Regions from separate parts of the Homo sapiens genome. Here region 2 is linked to region 1. Evidence: chromatin loops called from intact Hi-C (ENCODE). Cell type or tissue: A673. All regions are shown on one strand.

The links. A loop is a pair of places that touch in the nucleus more often than their neighbours do. Peaks named below come from ENCODE experiments on the same cell type or tissue, not always from the same donor. Only the 100,000 strongest peaks of a DNase experiment are listed, where the experiment ranks them.
Region 2: it touches region 1 in a loop (2.3-fold over the local background); 5 of 110 quality-filtered maps call a loop at or near these places.

Annotation. Positions count from the first base shown.
Region 1 is chr7:105,648,729-105,656,728 of GRCh38, reverse strand. All of the region lies in intron 4 of ATXN7L1 (ataxin 7 like 1), which reads left to right. Among named protein-coding and RNA genes, the nearest start is that of EFCAB10, 71 kb to the right of the region's middle. RefSeq lists enhancers at 431-1,154, 3,326-4,049, 7,348-8,000 and a silencer at 873-1,167. In A673, a CTCF peak has its summit at 4,196 (motif pointing left); DNase peaks (open chromatin) are centred at 968, 4,188, 6,788 and 7,538; H3K27ac peaks cover 6,014 bases.
Region 2 is chr7:105,930,941-105,938,940 of GRCh38, reverse strand. No RefSeq gene overlaps it. Among named protein-coding and RNA genes, the nearest start is that of CDHR3, 28 kb to the left of the region's middle. In A673, a CTCF peak has its summit at 4,180 (motif pointing left); DNase peaks (open chromatin) are centred at 4,160 and 5,840; H3K27ac peaks cover 1,931 bases.

The DNA.
Region 1 (8,000 bases):
TGTAGTGGCGGGCACCTGTAATCCCAGCTACTTGGGAGGCTGAGGCAAGACAATCGCTTGAATCTGGGAGGCAGAGGTTGCAGTGAGCCAAGATCACACCACTGCACTCCAGTGTGGGTGACAGAGCGAGACTATCTCAAAAAAAAAAAAAAGGAAGAAGAAGAAAGGGGAAAACAGAGCATTGCCATGTTACCAGGTTTGTTCCCTGCAGAACTGCCTGACAGCACCCACAGGCTGCCCAGCATCCCCAGCCCTGTACTCAGCCTCTCAGAGGCCCCTTCCACTGGTTCACTGTCCTGACAGTGGGGACCACCCCTGTGGGAGCCAGAGGTCAGGGGGTACCTGGCCACCATCTCACAGTGTTGACATCTATGTAGTTGATGACAGTGGAGGGAGGTGGGCAAGAAGACTCGGTCCCCACATAAGAATCAAGAAGGAGTTATGGCTGTTTGGCCCTTTTGAGCTCCGATGAGCATTTCAGCCTTTACTTATGAGTCCCTGCTCAGCCATGGGACCAGACCCTGGCACAGTGACCGAGTCAGCCAGTCTGACTCTCTCAGCTGCTATCACTTCGGTAACCCTGGTCTGGCCTGGCGAATTGATGGGGAACTCAGACCCACAGTTGTAGGCTGAGGTGGGCAGGAGGCAGAGAGGAGGTAGGAGGAGGATTTCCTCCCCTGGATGGCTTGTTGCCTTCTCTTTGGGCCTTATCAACCCACACGTGTGTGTTGAATGCTAAATATGCTCAGCTATTAAAAATGCAGAAGATGAGCCCGCTGCTCCAGGAGGAAAATGAGCCAAAGCAAAAGAAAAATCAGCAGGCTCCCTGGCCTCCCTGTGCATGCCCTGCAGCAGGTGGGGGAGGGCTCCCTCTCCCCAGGTAGGCGGGGCTCCTCTCCAAATGCTTGGAATTACCAGGCGGGTCTTCCCGGAGCAACTGGGGCTGAGGGAGTGTAAGCACTCTGGAAGTCTTCCCAACGCTTTATGGAGAGGGAAGCGATCACTGAGAGGCCCTGGCCAGATGCCTGTGGGAGAAACTGGGCGGCTTATCTCTTCCTGCCTGGTGCTGGCGTGAACTGGGGGCAAGACCAAGGCTCAGGATTGATGGCTCCCTGAAGACACAGAGAGTCGTCTCAGGCTGTGAAATACGAGCAACCCAAGGAGCCGCAGACACTGCAAGGACCCTACCCCTGTGACTGCCCTGCATTCCTCAGCAGGATTCTTGCAGTTGCCTCTCCCTGGCCTCCTTGCCCCTCACTCTGCCCATCCTCCTGTCCACCCCACACACCCCCCCAGAGTGATGTGAGCCCGTTCTGCCCACAACTCTTTGATGGCTCCCACTTGTTTGCCTACAGAGTAGAAGTTTAATGTTTTTGTAATGGACTTCAGAGGGAAGGGGTAAGAGAGGGTGGGAAGGTAGACAGACCAGAATATTGAAGCATGTGGGGGCTGCGGCTGGGGGCAGAGTGTCCCTTCCAGGACAGGGAGGCCGTGGGAATTTAAACATCTAAGGCTGCCTGCTCACTGGGTTTTCAGATGAGCAAAGGTAAGGACAATGGACAGCTCCTTGGGTGTAAATGCAGCCAACCTTGTGAAGTCACAGAAGTGCTCAGAAATAGGGAATCCAGCTTTGGGAGGAAAAGTAAGACCAAGACAGCTGGGGAAGGAAGAAAATGGCCTGAAGTGTCCAGTCACTGTGGCTCACGCCTGTAATCCCAGCACTTTGGGAGACTGAAGCGGGCAGATCGCTTGAGGTGAGGAGTTCAAGACTAATGTGGTGAAACCCTGTCTCTACTAAAAATACAAAAAAAAAAAAAAAAATTAGCCAGGCGTAGTGGTGTGTCCCTGTAATCCCAGCTATTTGGGAGGCTGAGGCACAAGAATCTCCTGAACCTGGGAGACAGAGGTTACAGTGAGCTGAGATTGTGCCACTGCACTCCAACCTGGGCAACAGAGCAAGACTCCGTCTCAAAAAAAAAAAATGGCCTGAAGGAAAGAAGAGGGATGAGCCACAGAGATTAGTAACCATGGTCCTTCATAGCTGCATAGCTCATTATGATTTTTAGATGTTTTGATAGCCCAATCCTATTTGAGCCTAAAGACTATTTTGTGGTGAAGATAAGAAAACAGAGCCCAAAGAGATGAAGCGATGGGCTGAGATTACATACACAGTGGGACAGCAGAGGAGCTGAGACTTGACCCCTGGCCTTCTGGCTTCCAGTGCTACAGTAAAGAGCACCACCCTCGGTGTTGCCTGACGTCAAGCTCTCTCTGCCCTTCATTTTGTGGAATGACCTGGGGCAAGCCTTTCTCAGCCTCAGGCTCCACATCTATGAAATTGGGGATAGAGATTAAACACGGTATTGCACGTGAGTGCATAACTCACTGCTCATGCATGGTAGGTGTGCAGCATGTGCCGCTATGAGCGGACACTTCACCTTTGTCATTGCACAATCTCTTCTCAGAAGAGGAGAGGCAGCACAGCCTGATCCCCACCTAAAGCATTTGTTCTTACCAAGCATTGGTGGGGTGCCAGTTTGGTTTTTATTGTGTTATGTGATTTAACTTCCACTGAGAACATTAATTCATTCATCAAACATTTATCGAGCCCTTCCTAAATGCTAGATAATGTATAGGCTGCTGGGATAATTCCAGAGCGACATGTATACTGGGACAGGGTTCCCATCATCAGGCAGCTCACAGTCTGGTCAGGACACATAGATGTAGAAATAAAACCTTGCCATAGGACATGATGAGTGCAGCAGAAACACCTAGGAAGGAACAGCAGGCACTGGGAGAGAAGAGGATGTTTCCTCCGGATCTGGACAGATGGGGGAGTGTTCACCTGGAGAATGGGGGAGGGCACACCAGCAGGAGAGCCCGGCCCACAGAAAGGCACAGAGCCAGGCCGGAGCACTGGTGTTCAAGGAGAAGTGAGAAGTCCAGCGAGGCTACAGGAGAAGGTGGCTGGGGCAGGAGGGGTGGGGTGGGCCAGGCTGTGAAGGTTACACTTGGACCTCTGGGCCTTGGGCAGCCCACAAAGACTTTCATGGTCAGATTTGCGTTGGTGGCTGAGTGCAAACAGATTAGAACACACAGAGAGGCCAAGCCAGAAAGGTTGCAAGCGATGCTGAGGCCTGGACCTTTTAACAGCTGTTTAAGAGGTGGACTTTGGTCAGACTGACTTGTGAGTGACTGAATTTCAGGGAAGAGCTGGTTTCTAACTGGATGCTGATATTGTTAACATAGAGTTTTTTGGTTGTTGTTGTTTTTGTTTGTTTGAGACAGAGTCTCTCCCTGGCTTCTAGGCTGGAGTGCTGTGACACGATCTCGGCTCACTGTAGCCTCCATCCCCTGGGTTCAAGCAATTCTCCTGCCTCAGCCTCCCAAGTAGCTGGGATTACCGGCATACACCACCACGCCTGGCTAATTTTTGTATTTTTAGTAGAGACGGGGTTTCATGATGTTGGACAGCCTGGTCTCCAACTCCTGACCTCAAGTGATCCACCCACCTCAGCCTCCCAAAGTGCTGGGATGAGCCACCATGCCCGGCCTGATATTGCTAACATAGAGATTAAAAAAGAAAAAGTCTATTTAATTTGGAACAAAGAATATCCTGAGTTTGCTGTAGGTCAGTGTGAAGATAAACTTTTTTTTTTAATATGGCAAAAATGCCATTCAGAATAAACCCTTGAGGGTTTAAAAAGAAAATGTGCTTTGTTTTCTGGATGGAGGTGGTTCAGGTGCAAGGCTGCCTGCCCAGAACCGGATTCTAATACAAAAAAGGAAAAAGCAGAGTGAGTGAGTGATGCCTGGGGGAGGGAAGGTGCTCCTGAGGGCTTTTCCTCTGGCAGGAAACTGGGAGCAGCAGGTGTCAGGGTACCTGGCCAGAAGCTGGAGCACTGATAAGTAGCCTGGGATGCTTTGCCATTTCCTCATCTTTCAGCGTGCTCAGAAAAAGCTTCTTGAAGGCCAAAGGCTTAGGATGGGAGCCCAGGGTCTCTGCTCAAGGTGCCAGCTCCCAGCCTTCCTGGCAGGGGGATGGAGGGTGTTCTGTAAGGAGTTGCCCTGTCTCCCCTTGGGTCAGGGTTTCCTCCAGGACTGTTGGGAAACAGTAACTGTCTGGGCTGTACTGGCTGGAAGGCACTGCAGAGCAGCCTACAGCTCGAACAGCAGGAACCAATGACCTCTGGTGGCTGCCGAGGGGAGTGCTCCCGCTTGTTGCTCCTGAGCGGAGCCTGTTCTGGGCCAGTGCTGGGGACAGGGTGCTTGGGGCTCTGCCTCACCCTGCACCAGCGCTCCCTGCAGAATCAAATTGCCTCCTAATCTCTACGTTCTCAATTCCTGCCCTCCCAGGCTCTGATACCATTTCCTTATTGATGTGAATTTCAATGGCCATTCATTGGAATTGTGTGGCTCTTCGTTCTCATTTGCAGAGGAAAGGCACTGAGCAGGTGCAGTTGATTAGGTCTAGGGTTATCCTTAAAACGCTCCTGGACTCCCTGCCCAAGGCTACACTGCTGCAGACACAGCTGGTCCCAAAGGCAGCCTGTGCAGCATCCTATGCCCTACTGCATGAGGGCTCGATTTTTCCTTTTTTATCTTCTCCTCTTCTCTGACTTGCTGACTTGTTCACAGTCCTAGGGCACTAGGACTCCCCAGGAATGTCAGGACACTTAGCACTCCTTATTCTCCCAGCAGGTTTGGAGACCACCTTCTGAGCTCCATGCCCTGGGAAGCCATGAATAACAGAAGTACAAGAGAGACTAACAGACCAGCAGGGAGACATGCGCTGGGGCCTCCTGCTTCCAGAAAATTGGAGCAGCCTAGAGGGGGGCTTATAGAGTTATTTCTCTGGGAGGCATCTTAGAACCAGCAGAGAGCCCCAATGCCTAACATACTTCAGGATTGCAGGAGACAACATGTTTGTGCATGAGGAGGCTGGAGTTCCTCCTTACTCCTCTTCCAGAATGTCCTATACAGATGGGACCTTTAACCACTAGTCCAGGCTTAAGCAGTGCCTAGAATACTAGAGATGGAGAAGCAGGTGGGCTTGTGAAGTAGGGCTGACAGGTCCTGGAAAAGGGCCATTGAATCTGGCCCCACCTCGTTCTGCTTTTCTTCCTCACTGCCTCACCCAGAAGGAGTCCTCTACTCTGCATGAATGTGGAAGGCTGCTGCTCCCACCCTCTGCTGGTGCTTCTGCCTCCACCCTGTCCACCCCTCCTTCCACGGTGGGACCAGAAGGGACTAAGGAAGCAGAAGTTTTCTGATGGTGACCATGATTTGCACCCCACATATATACCTTTCAAGTATCGGTGGATGAGAGCAGATGCTGGGATCCTCTGTGCCCTTTTGGTTTAGTTAGAGTTTATTGAGAGTCTGCTATGTGCCTGGCACTATGCTAAGCACTTGGTATCTACTACCTCATTTAATCACTTCAAATATCTCTTATTATCTTCATTTGACTGATAAGGAAACTGAGGCATGGAGCCAGGAAGGCCTGAGATAAGTTAGGCAGGGCAGCCACATATGTTTGTGTGGGCTTTGCACTGCATGAGACCACCCCACCAAGGCAGGACTGAAACCAGCACTCACTCCTTGCCAGGCCAGGTGTCCTCTTTCTCATTCTTAGAGTCCTGATAAGCTCACTGAGGCTCTGAAACCGGGTAGCCAGAAGGCTGTGATACCGTAATGCATCCAGCAACAGAAAAGGCAGGATTTGAGTCTAGGTTGGTCTGATTTGAAAGCCTATATTTCTAAGCCTTATCTAAGCCTTATAAACTATCTTCCAACACTCCACATTCTATAAATTTGCCAGAATATTGACAAGGCACAGACCTTCAATTCAGTCATACTTGTTCTCCCTGATTTTATTTGATTTGCTTCTGGCCATTTTTACAATTCTTCCAAGTCAGCTTGTTCATTTTTCCTCCCACCTAACTGACTCAGGAGGAAATCTCACATCATTGTTCTCAGCAGCTAATCATCTCTTAACCCAATTGAGGAGCAAAGTCTTGGCCCATCATCCAAGTCACTGATGAAGACACTATGACCTTCTTGGCCGGCAGTGGGTCCCTGTCGAGCTCTGCATGGTATCACTCTAGGCTGAAATTGAGCCCTGCTAACCCATTTTTCTTTTGTCTCTGCTGCCAGGACCACTCACCTGGTAACTGTGTGGTCTGACCACATTTCCCCAGTTTACTGAAGGTGTGTTATGTGGGAGAGAATCCAAAACTGTGCAAAGGCCAGGAGAGATTAGACACTATGCTTCCTCTCTAACCACCAGGCCTGACACTCAGCCACAGAATAATGTTAGATTTATCTGGCAGATATTCTTATTTACCATGCTCTGTGGTTGAATACCTGTTTTCTGTTTGCTAAAGGTGTTTACAGACAGGCTTTCTGAAAGTTTTCCCAATATTTTTCCAGACACACCGCAAAAATACCATTTATTCACTTGTCAGGATTTATGCAGTATCAACTGTATCTGTCATACCACGGTAGTAGGACTTTGTGTCTCTGTTATTTACCCTGATTCTTAGTGATTGCCTGCCCCTCAGACTTCTAGAATCTCCCAAGTACTTCTTCAACTTAAAGAATTTAGATTGGATATAAATAATTTCCTCATAGTAGCTGCCAAAATACATCCAAGAGAGCCAAATTGAATTCCTTCTCCAAGGGCATTTTAAAAGAGGGTAAATTCCTTTTTATTGGGGATGACTTAATGCTATCACTGCTTGGAAGCCAAGAGGCTGGGTGATATGGCCCTTCTAAGGCTCTGCCAGTGAGTCAGAGATTCTCAAAATTCTGCCAGGCCAGCAGCATAAGCACATAGGCTTTTGTCGAAGGAATTGGTGGAGGAAATCAGACAGCTGAGAACTCTCATCACACACAAAACCCACAGCACAAATACCATATGTCTTCAGGCTCCTGCCTGTCAAATTCATCTTTACCGTGCTCTGGTAAGTGAAGAAGGGCTGGCAATAATTTCTGCAGACCTAGAGACATTCAGAACCATTCTCTTAAGGCATTTCTGTTGATAATCAAAGAATATAGATCATGATCACCAGGAAAGCGTAGCTGGCAGGTGGGCAGCTGGCCCTGCGGCACATTGGTGGCTCTTGCAATGGCACCGTCATGAGTCTCCACCTCTGTTCTTTTGCAGACATCACTGGGCAGGGAGGGGAATCTACTTGATGCCAAGAGAACCATGTTTCTTAAAGCCAGAGGACCCGCCTTGATCTAGAAAGATAAATTCAGACAGGCCAAGCACAAAGGAAGAAGACGTGGGCAACTAAAGCAGCACAAAAGAAACAGAGGTAGATATCGCCCCCACGTAGCAAGGGGGATGAGGGAGGGTGTTCTCGGCATTGGGTTTCTTTCCCAGGACCGAGACAGAGGTACAGAGATGATGAGGAGAGAACTACTCCCAGCATATTAGACACAGCAGGGGAACAGGCTGCAGCCCTGAGCTCTCTGAAAGAGTTCATCCCAAGTGAACAAAACAGGCATTATGAAAGCAGCAGGGGAAGAGTGGAGACTCATCTTTCCCTTTCAAACACTGCTCCACAAAGAAAGGACAATCGTGAGTTGATAAATGCAACTAATTGTGCGACTTTGGGAAGTGTGCACATGCATCCTTTAGACTGAAGGGAAAGGAACTTTGAAGGGCTTTGGCTAAGCTCGGGGGTAACTGCCAGGCTTGTTTGTCACCTAAGCAAACAGTGTAATAAATTGCTGAGTCACCCATCAGGCTATTGCCAACTCACCACCCCCTCCCAGGTCTCACCACCTGCACATGGAGGTGTTTGCGTTACTGTGATTAGACACAAAGAAGATGGGAGATGCCCATACTGTGAAAGCAGGGGTTAGAACCTTTTGGATTCTTTCCAAATGGAAAAAAAAGTCCAACCTGTCATTCAGGGTCCACAGCCATCTGGAAGGGGCGTGCCCAAGGCTGGGACACTTTCCTGGCTGGGGAAGGTGACAGCAGAGGA
Region 2 (8,000 bases), 280 kb before region 1:
AACCTTGGTATCTGGAGGTTGCCTGTCAAATCCTTGGATCCATACAGTAACCCCCATTAAACTCCAACTAGTCCAGGTATGTTTCTGTCCCTTGCAACCAAATAATCCATAAGACAGCATGATTGGACAAGATCAGAGAGTAAGCATCTAAGACCCCAAAGACAAGCATATCTAAATGAGAGCCGTTTAGACGTCTCCAATTTACTTTAAATACTCCAGTGAGGTAGAGACAGGGATATTATGTGTGTGCTGGTTCGTTTCTGCTTTTACTCTAAGGGCAGTCAGTTGCTCTAATGGAAAATTCTACTCCAGGGTAGTGAGCTAGTATTTTATCAGAAAGGACACATTCCAGAGGCAGCCACTTTAAGTGCTTCTTTGATCGATGTCTCCCTGAATACCTGAGGCTTTGTTAATTAGCATCGTGAATGTCAGAAATGGATTTTTATTGTTTAAATTAGTTCATCGTTAATAAGTACAATGAATATTAGAAGTGGACTCTCCTTTGTGAAATTAAAGGTATTCAAGATGTGTGGATGGGCCAACGTATTTTAGATGTTACATTCTCCACTGCAATGGAAAGGGGTCCCAATCCAGACCCCAAGAGAGGGTTCTTGGATCTTGCACAAGAAAGAATTTCAGGTGAATCCATACAGTAAAGTGAAAGGACGTTTATTAAGAAAGTAAAGGAATAAAAGAATGGCTACTCCATAGGCAGAGCAGGCCCAAGAGCTGCCAGTTGCCCATTTTTATGGTTATTTCTTGATTATATGAAAACAAGGGGTGGACTATTCATGTCTCCCATTTTCAGACCTTATAGGGTAACTGCCTGACATTGCCATGGCATTTGTAAACTGTCATGGTGCTGGTGGGACTGTAGCAGTGAGGATGACCAGAGATCACTCTTGTCACCATCTTGGTTTTGGGGAGTTTTGACTGGCTCCTTTACTGCAACCTGTTTTATCAGCAAGGTCTTTATGACCTGTATCTTGTGCTGACCTCCTATCTCATCCCATGACTTAGAATGCCTTAACCATCTGGGAATGCAGCCCAGTAGGTCTTAGCCTTATTTTACCCAGTCCCTATTCAAGATGGAGTTGCTCTGATTCAAACACCTCTGACAGTGTGGTAGATACATAAATGTGTGGCCCAGAGTCCTCCTTCAAGGAAGGACTTGCTACCCAGCTGTGGGGAGTACCATCAGGGGACAGCTGCAGCTGCCTGCTCCTTCGGGGTCTGCTTCAGATGCAGAGAGCCTCCTCACCCACAGCCCTTATCTGCTGCCTGAGCCAGGTCAGGGATAAAGACGCAGCTATTTGACCCAGTGCAAGATAACCCTGATGGCTAATATTTGTAGTGTGATGTGTCCCCTGCCAGGTTGCTGAGGGATGTGTGTCTGCTTCCTGAACCCCGAAGGCCAGGCCATGAGCCAAGCCCATGGTACCCAGCTGAGGAGCAGGTATCCCTGAGAAACCAAACATCCCAGAGAGTATCTGCAAACCTACCAGGGAAAGCAATCCCATCACACACACACACACACACACACACAGAGCAAAGAGCCAGAAAATTAGCTTAAAAGCAGCTTAGGGATGGGGGGCAGGGTGGATCTCTAAAGCTGTCCTGCTGCCGTCCAAGAGTTCCTTGTATGTAAGTCCTAATAAACTCATTTATTTGCTAGGCTGGACTTGTTTAAGTCATTTTTTGGTCTCTCCACTCCCTCCCAGTTTGGGGGAAGGTTTTTCTCATTACAATATTCACTCTAAAACTCAACATTGGGTTGGTTGAGGCTTTGTTGGATGTGCATTATGGTTCAACTTTTCCCTCTGCCCAATCTAGATTCCTTCCCTTTTTCTTTTTTTTAACTTACCTTAAACTTTATTGAACTTAAATTCTGCTAACAGAAGAGAATTCAAACAGACCAGTAAAAACAAACAAACAAAAAAACTCAGAGCAGTTATTTACCATTAATAATTCCCTTCAATTTGTAGATTATAAAGCTCCATCAACATGGAAATAAACTCCTAATCATGTCGTACTTTTGATAAACTAGCAAGAGAAAATAAGTGTAAAGAGTATAAATGAAGTTTAAAGATGGTCTGTACTCTTTGTGATATTCAATTATTTTGAGTTTTTTTTTAAAAGCAGAACTAGCTGGCCATATATGTTTTTTTGTTTTGTGTTTTTGAGACAGAATTTCGCTCTTGTTGTCCAGGCTGGAGTCCAATGGCACGATCTCGGCTCACCGCAACCTCCGCCTCCTGGGTTCAAGTGATTCTCCTGCCTCAGCCTCCTGAGTAGCTGGGACTACAGGCATGCGCCACCACTCCCGGCTAATTTTGTATTTTTAGTAGAGATGAGGTTTCTCCATCTTAGTATCTGTCTCAGTATCTGCTTCCAGAGAACCTAAGTGGCTGGGAAGTCCAAGATTAAGGCACCAGCAGATTCAGTACCTGGAGAAGGCTGATCTATGTTTCCAAGATGGTGCCTCTTCCTCTGTGCTCACATGGTGGAAGGGATGGAGGATGGGTCAGCAGCTCTCTGAAGCCTCTTTTATAAGGGCATTAATTCAGTTCACAAGGGTGGAGCCATCAGGACTTAATCACTTCCCCAAAGGCCCACCTCTTAATACCATCACCTTGGAGTGTAAATTTTAACTTACAAATTTTGGAGGCACACATACATACATTCAAACCATAGAAATTATTTATCTCAATCTTTCAACAATGATTTTCAACTAAAAAGAACTTAAGAGTGGTGCATCATGACCAAGTTGACTTAGGTCAGTTCACTATAATGGTGATACGTGGTTTAGTTTTAGCTGAGGGACTCTTACGTGACTCACCCCCTCATCTCATTCGAGTCTGTCTGTTCAAATGTCATCTCTTCCAAGCAGCCTTCCCTAATGAATCTAACTAATCAAAGGACACACACACACACACACACACACACACACACACACACACACACCATTACTTGTCACTGTGCCTGAATCCTGCTTTACTTTTTGTATTATCAAACCTAAGTTATATTTATTAATTTGTTTATTTGTTTCTGTTTCTTTCCTCCACCAGCATGTAAGCCTTATAAGGGCAGGTACCTTGTGCAGTGCTGTATTCCTAGAGCCTGAAAGCATGCTGGACACATGTCAGAAGTTAATTGTTATCTGTTGATTGAGTACATGAATGCAACTATGCAAAAAAATCTACCTCTGTCAAGTGGCAGCTATGGAGCACTGGGGCTTTAAGGCATCTACAGAAGTGGCCAGCAGTCAAATTTGGGTCCTATAACTCTGCTTGGTGGCCCTCTTCCCCTTGACATTCCCACCCTCTTGACCACCTTGATTCCTGTTCTTTCACGTAAGTTCAATTCATGATCACCAAGAAACAGTTCATCTGACCAGCCCGATTACATAAGTTCAGCAAATGTTTGTTTCTGTGTCAAGTGCCAGGTTTTGACTCTCCATGGGTCACTGGTGCCTCAAGAGGAACACTTCAATATGATGACAGGTGACTAATTAAAAGGGCAGGGCCTGGGAGTGGGGCTGGTTACTAAGCAGAAAGCGCATGCTAAATCAATTGACAATGCAAACACAACTCCGGAGTAGATTTTCAGTTCACATAGAACAATACTATTTTCAAATATTGCTTAAGTAGATAAGAAGCAACTACTTATCTACCAAAAGCAGTGATATGCGGATACAAACCATTCTTATCTATTCATTAAAGCAATTCTCCTGAGTTTCTATACTGGGCAGCAGTTTGTTAATCTAGCTGTAGCATATATTTGAAAAAACATTGAAAGGATGTATATCGCTAACTAGATCTCTCCTCCCAGAATTAGTCTGAATGAGGGTTTAATTTTCAGCACCAATGAAAACAATACCCACATGAGTGAGTCAATTGTGGTAGTGGTGGTGGTGATAGTGGTGGTGGTGACGATGGCCATGGTTGTAGCAGTGGTGTTGGTGGTAGTGGTAGAAATAGCACCACTAGCCTCTTACTATGGGCCGAGCTCTGAGAGAGAGACTGTTAGGACCTCTCGTCCACCAGATCTAGCTTCAGTCTTCTCCTCCACACAAGCTTGAGTTTCATAAAATGTGTTGGGATTAGCAACTGTGCACTGTTGACCTTGTGTCCACAGGGCCTTGCCAAGTTTAGATTTGGAGAAATGTTGCCATCTAGTGCCCCACAGGAGTCTTCACTGTTCAAGCAGCCAAGCCAGTCTCCCTCTGCTTAGCTCCCCCATCTCCCTCCCAGGTAAGAGGCCAGACACGCTGCAGGCCAGAAACGGTGAGTTTGCCCCTTACCTATAGCGGAAACCACAGAAATGTCTCCAGAGATTGTTTTGGTTTTATTTTTTAAATTCCTTTTCTCTTTACAAAATGTACAAATAGAAAGAGCTAGACAGGGGCAAAGAAACAGCAATACAATTAAGAGTTGGTAATGAGTTAACATTTGCCATGTCTAGCAAAACTCAGTGAGGAATGGGAGAAAGATGTTCAGGAGAGCTCCAGATACAGTAGTGAAGTATGTGAAGAGGGCCATTGACATGCACTTCATTGGCACTTTGGGTCACCTCCAGGTGATCCACCTGGATTTTTTCCTCAGCACAGCAAGCACTGTAGACTTTCTCACATTCACCCATCTAAAGCCCTCAGTCTGTTCTCTCAAGCTCATCCTCTTGGCTTTCCGCAGTAACAGCTAACTAAACCCATCAGCTCCTTTGTGCTCTGGGTGTCTTGACCCTCCTCTGTCAGGTAGAAGAGGGATGTTTTCAGTGGAAACTATCAAAGACTGAACAACGATTAGTTATTCTATAAAGGGGCAAGTGGCAAGCCAGGTGGGGAGGGGAGATGCTTAGGGCAGTATCTCTCCAACCCCAGGCCCACTCAACTTTCAACCATGATTTTGTCTTTCATGGTGTTCATACCTCTTGATTTGGATTTACATATTCATTTGTTTAATGCCAATCTTCCCAACTGGTCTATGAGCCCCCTGGGGTTTCTGTTCACTGCTGTATGCCCAGTGCTTAGCAGAGGGCCTGGCACACAGGAGCACTCTGATGAATGCTAGACAGAAAAATTGGTGCACATCTTTGGGGATATTTGGGTTAGTGAATGGAGACTGAGAAGTGAGGCACACCACACCGGCAGTGTTCAGTTGGAAAGAACAATGAGACTTCGTCCAGACTTGTGATTTTCAAATTGTTTAACTTTGGATCCCTTGATTTCCTTGAAATGCTATGTTGGAGCCCCCTCCTGCTTTTTTTGAAGAGAGCCCTTCTCACCATCTCCCCATCCACTTCCACTGGGCCCCGCCAGGCCCGCAAGTGGCTCCAGGTAGCACAGTTTGAAACCAGCAGATCCAATCCCTTCATTTTACAGAAAAAGAAACCCACAGAAGGTGAAAAAATGGGGAAACGTGACAAAGGTGAGAGACAGGGGTAAAATGTGTATGTCAGAGAAGGGAATTGCTTTGTCACATTTTCCCATTATGGCTCTCCTCTGTAATTCCAGAACACTCCGCAAGATTTGTTCTTCCTCATCCAGGAATTCACAGTGTGATGCATCCAGCCTGGGCCAGAAACAAAAGAGGCCTGGAGAGAATGTCAGGGGCGTGGTGTAGAAGTCGAACCTTGCTTGGTAGAGGCGGTGGCTTTGAGGACCCTGGCGATGGAGAGGGTGTGTACACTGTTAAGGGCCCATCTGGGAAACCGCAGCCTGTGGAGATGTTGGGGACAAAGCCTTTTTTGTCCTTTGCCACCCGTAAGGCAGTGCTTTTCTGAGCAGCTCTAATTATAAATCCCTGTCCTGCTAAGATGGGTAAACTTGGCAGCATTTGAGATCTGCCTTGTGTCTTAACTATTTCTCAGTTGGTTTGGGCTTGGCAAAACCCCAAATGCATTTTGCCAGGCACTCTTTCCCTTAATTTCTAATCCCTTGAGTGGCTTAAAGGAAATTTCATCCATATGCTTCTGAGTCACTTACTGTGAACTCATTTTTTGGTAAAAGAAATATGTTCTCAAGCCAGCACAGTCCAGAGAAAAGCACGCTTTTAGGCTGAAATGGGTCATGCTTTCTTGAGGAAGAATTTCCTGGATTTTCTGAGTACAAAGAGAGAAGGGGAGCAATAGTTCCTGTCCCCACGTTCCTTCCCCTTTCTGAACATGCTTTCTTGGGGCTTGCCTGAAAGCCTCCTCTATTGTTTATGAGGCTGGCAAATGCCATATCTGTGTTTGGATCTAAACAAACTCTGTGGGTTTGTGGTTTCTTGAAAATTCCCATTTTTAACCTAAGCTGGAAAAGAAACAATTATTGAACACATACTACATGTCAGGTACATCTTGGCAGCCTGGTAAGACAGACATTATCCTTGTATACAAGGAATCTGAGAAGTGGAGATATGAATTCACTAGACAAGCTATGTACTTCATAAAACCTGAAGTCAGAATTCACATCTAGAGCTATCTGACTCCCAAGTTCATGTTCTTTCCACCTGGTTGTGCCCATTCCCATGCACAGACAGGAGAGGAGGCCCAGCACATTCTAGTTGACAGTCATGGGTCTAGTAGTGGGCATACATTTTTTGCAAAGTGAACAGAAACTGAACTTGGCATTACTGCAAGAGTTACCCTTTTCTTATTGACTCAGAAGAGTTTGGGATGCTGCCTTGTTCACTGTGGTAAGATGTCAGACGTAGAAATTGCCAGTCTCAAAAGTGAAGTTTTTGATATTGCTACTAATAATGACAAGCTTCTAGGTATAACTATCAGCTGATAGGAATTACAGGTAATTACAGGAATTCTAGGTAATTACAGGAATTACAAGAACATGTTAAATGATACCATGAAGATGCAATCAGCAAAATGCAGAATGGTAAAAATTCTGCAAAACAAATAGCTCAGTTTCTTCAATAAATAAACGGCAAGAAAACAGGAGGGCAAGGAAGCCTACAGACTATGAGCGACAAGAGCTATTTCAGCAGCATGCAATGAGTGCGTCTTATTTGGGTCCTCATTTGAACAAACCAAGAATAAAAAGGAGATAATCAGGGAAATTTGAGAACTGACTGAATATTTTATAATATTAACAAATTATTTTTTTTAGATATGATAGTATTGTGATTATGTTTAAAATAAGAGAGATTATCTCTTATAAATACTGCTGAATTATTTACAGATGAAACAATATGATGCCTTGGATTTGTTCTGAAGTAATCTCAGGTGGGGTCAGGAGGAGGGTGGACATGATTGGGGAGAAAGATGAAAGGATGAAATAGAGATTGGCCAACTTTACTGAAGGTGAGTGATTAGTACAAGGGGTTCATTGGATTAGTCAGATGTTTATATGCTTGAAAGTGTCCATAATAAAGAAAAATTGTTTTAATTATGATGATCAAAATTATTCTAATGAATTTAAATTTCTTTCTTCCCCACTTGTATCTTAATCTTTACAACAACTCTTTAGAAGTTCTGACATGAACATGCTATAGGTTTTTGTAGTGCTGGTGGTGGTGATGACTTAAAAGGAGGAAGGAAGAAAGGAAGGAGGAAGAGAGGAAGGGAAAGAGGAAGAAGAGAGGAAGGGGAAAGAGGAGGGAGAGAGGGAGGAAAGGGAAGGTGGAAGAAGAAAAGCTGAGCCGATGGAGGAGGGAAGTAATTTCTCATCAAAGAGAGCCAAGTTCCTGAATACTCAAGTCCCAAAATGTACAGTTCACATGGGTTCAAACTTCGCCTCTCACTTCCCTGACATCCGGATTGCCGAGCTGAAGTGTAGGTGTAAGCCTGGGTGCCAGAAGTCTTCAAAGGTAAAGAAACACTTCACCTTGACCTCTGTCCCTGACTCCATGGGGCTGCACTTATGTTGATGCCTTAACACTGCTCTGAATAATCTGCACCATCACATATATTTAACAGTGAGAGGCAGGCATACTTCTGAGATTCTTTTTAAAATAATAACTTCCAGATGTTTTGAGTGATCTTAGGCTAATGGTAAAGTGAAGGTA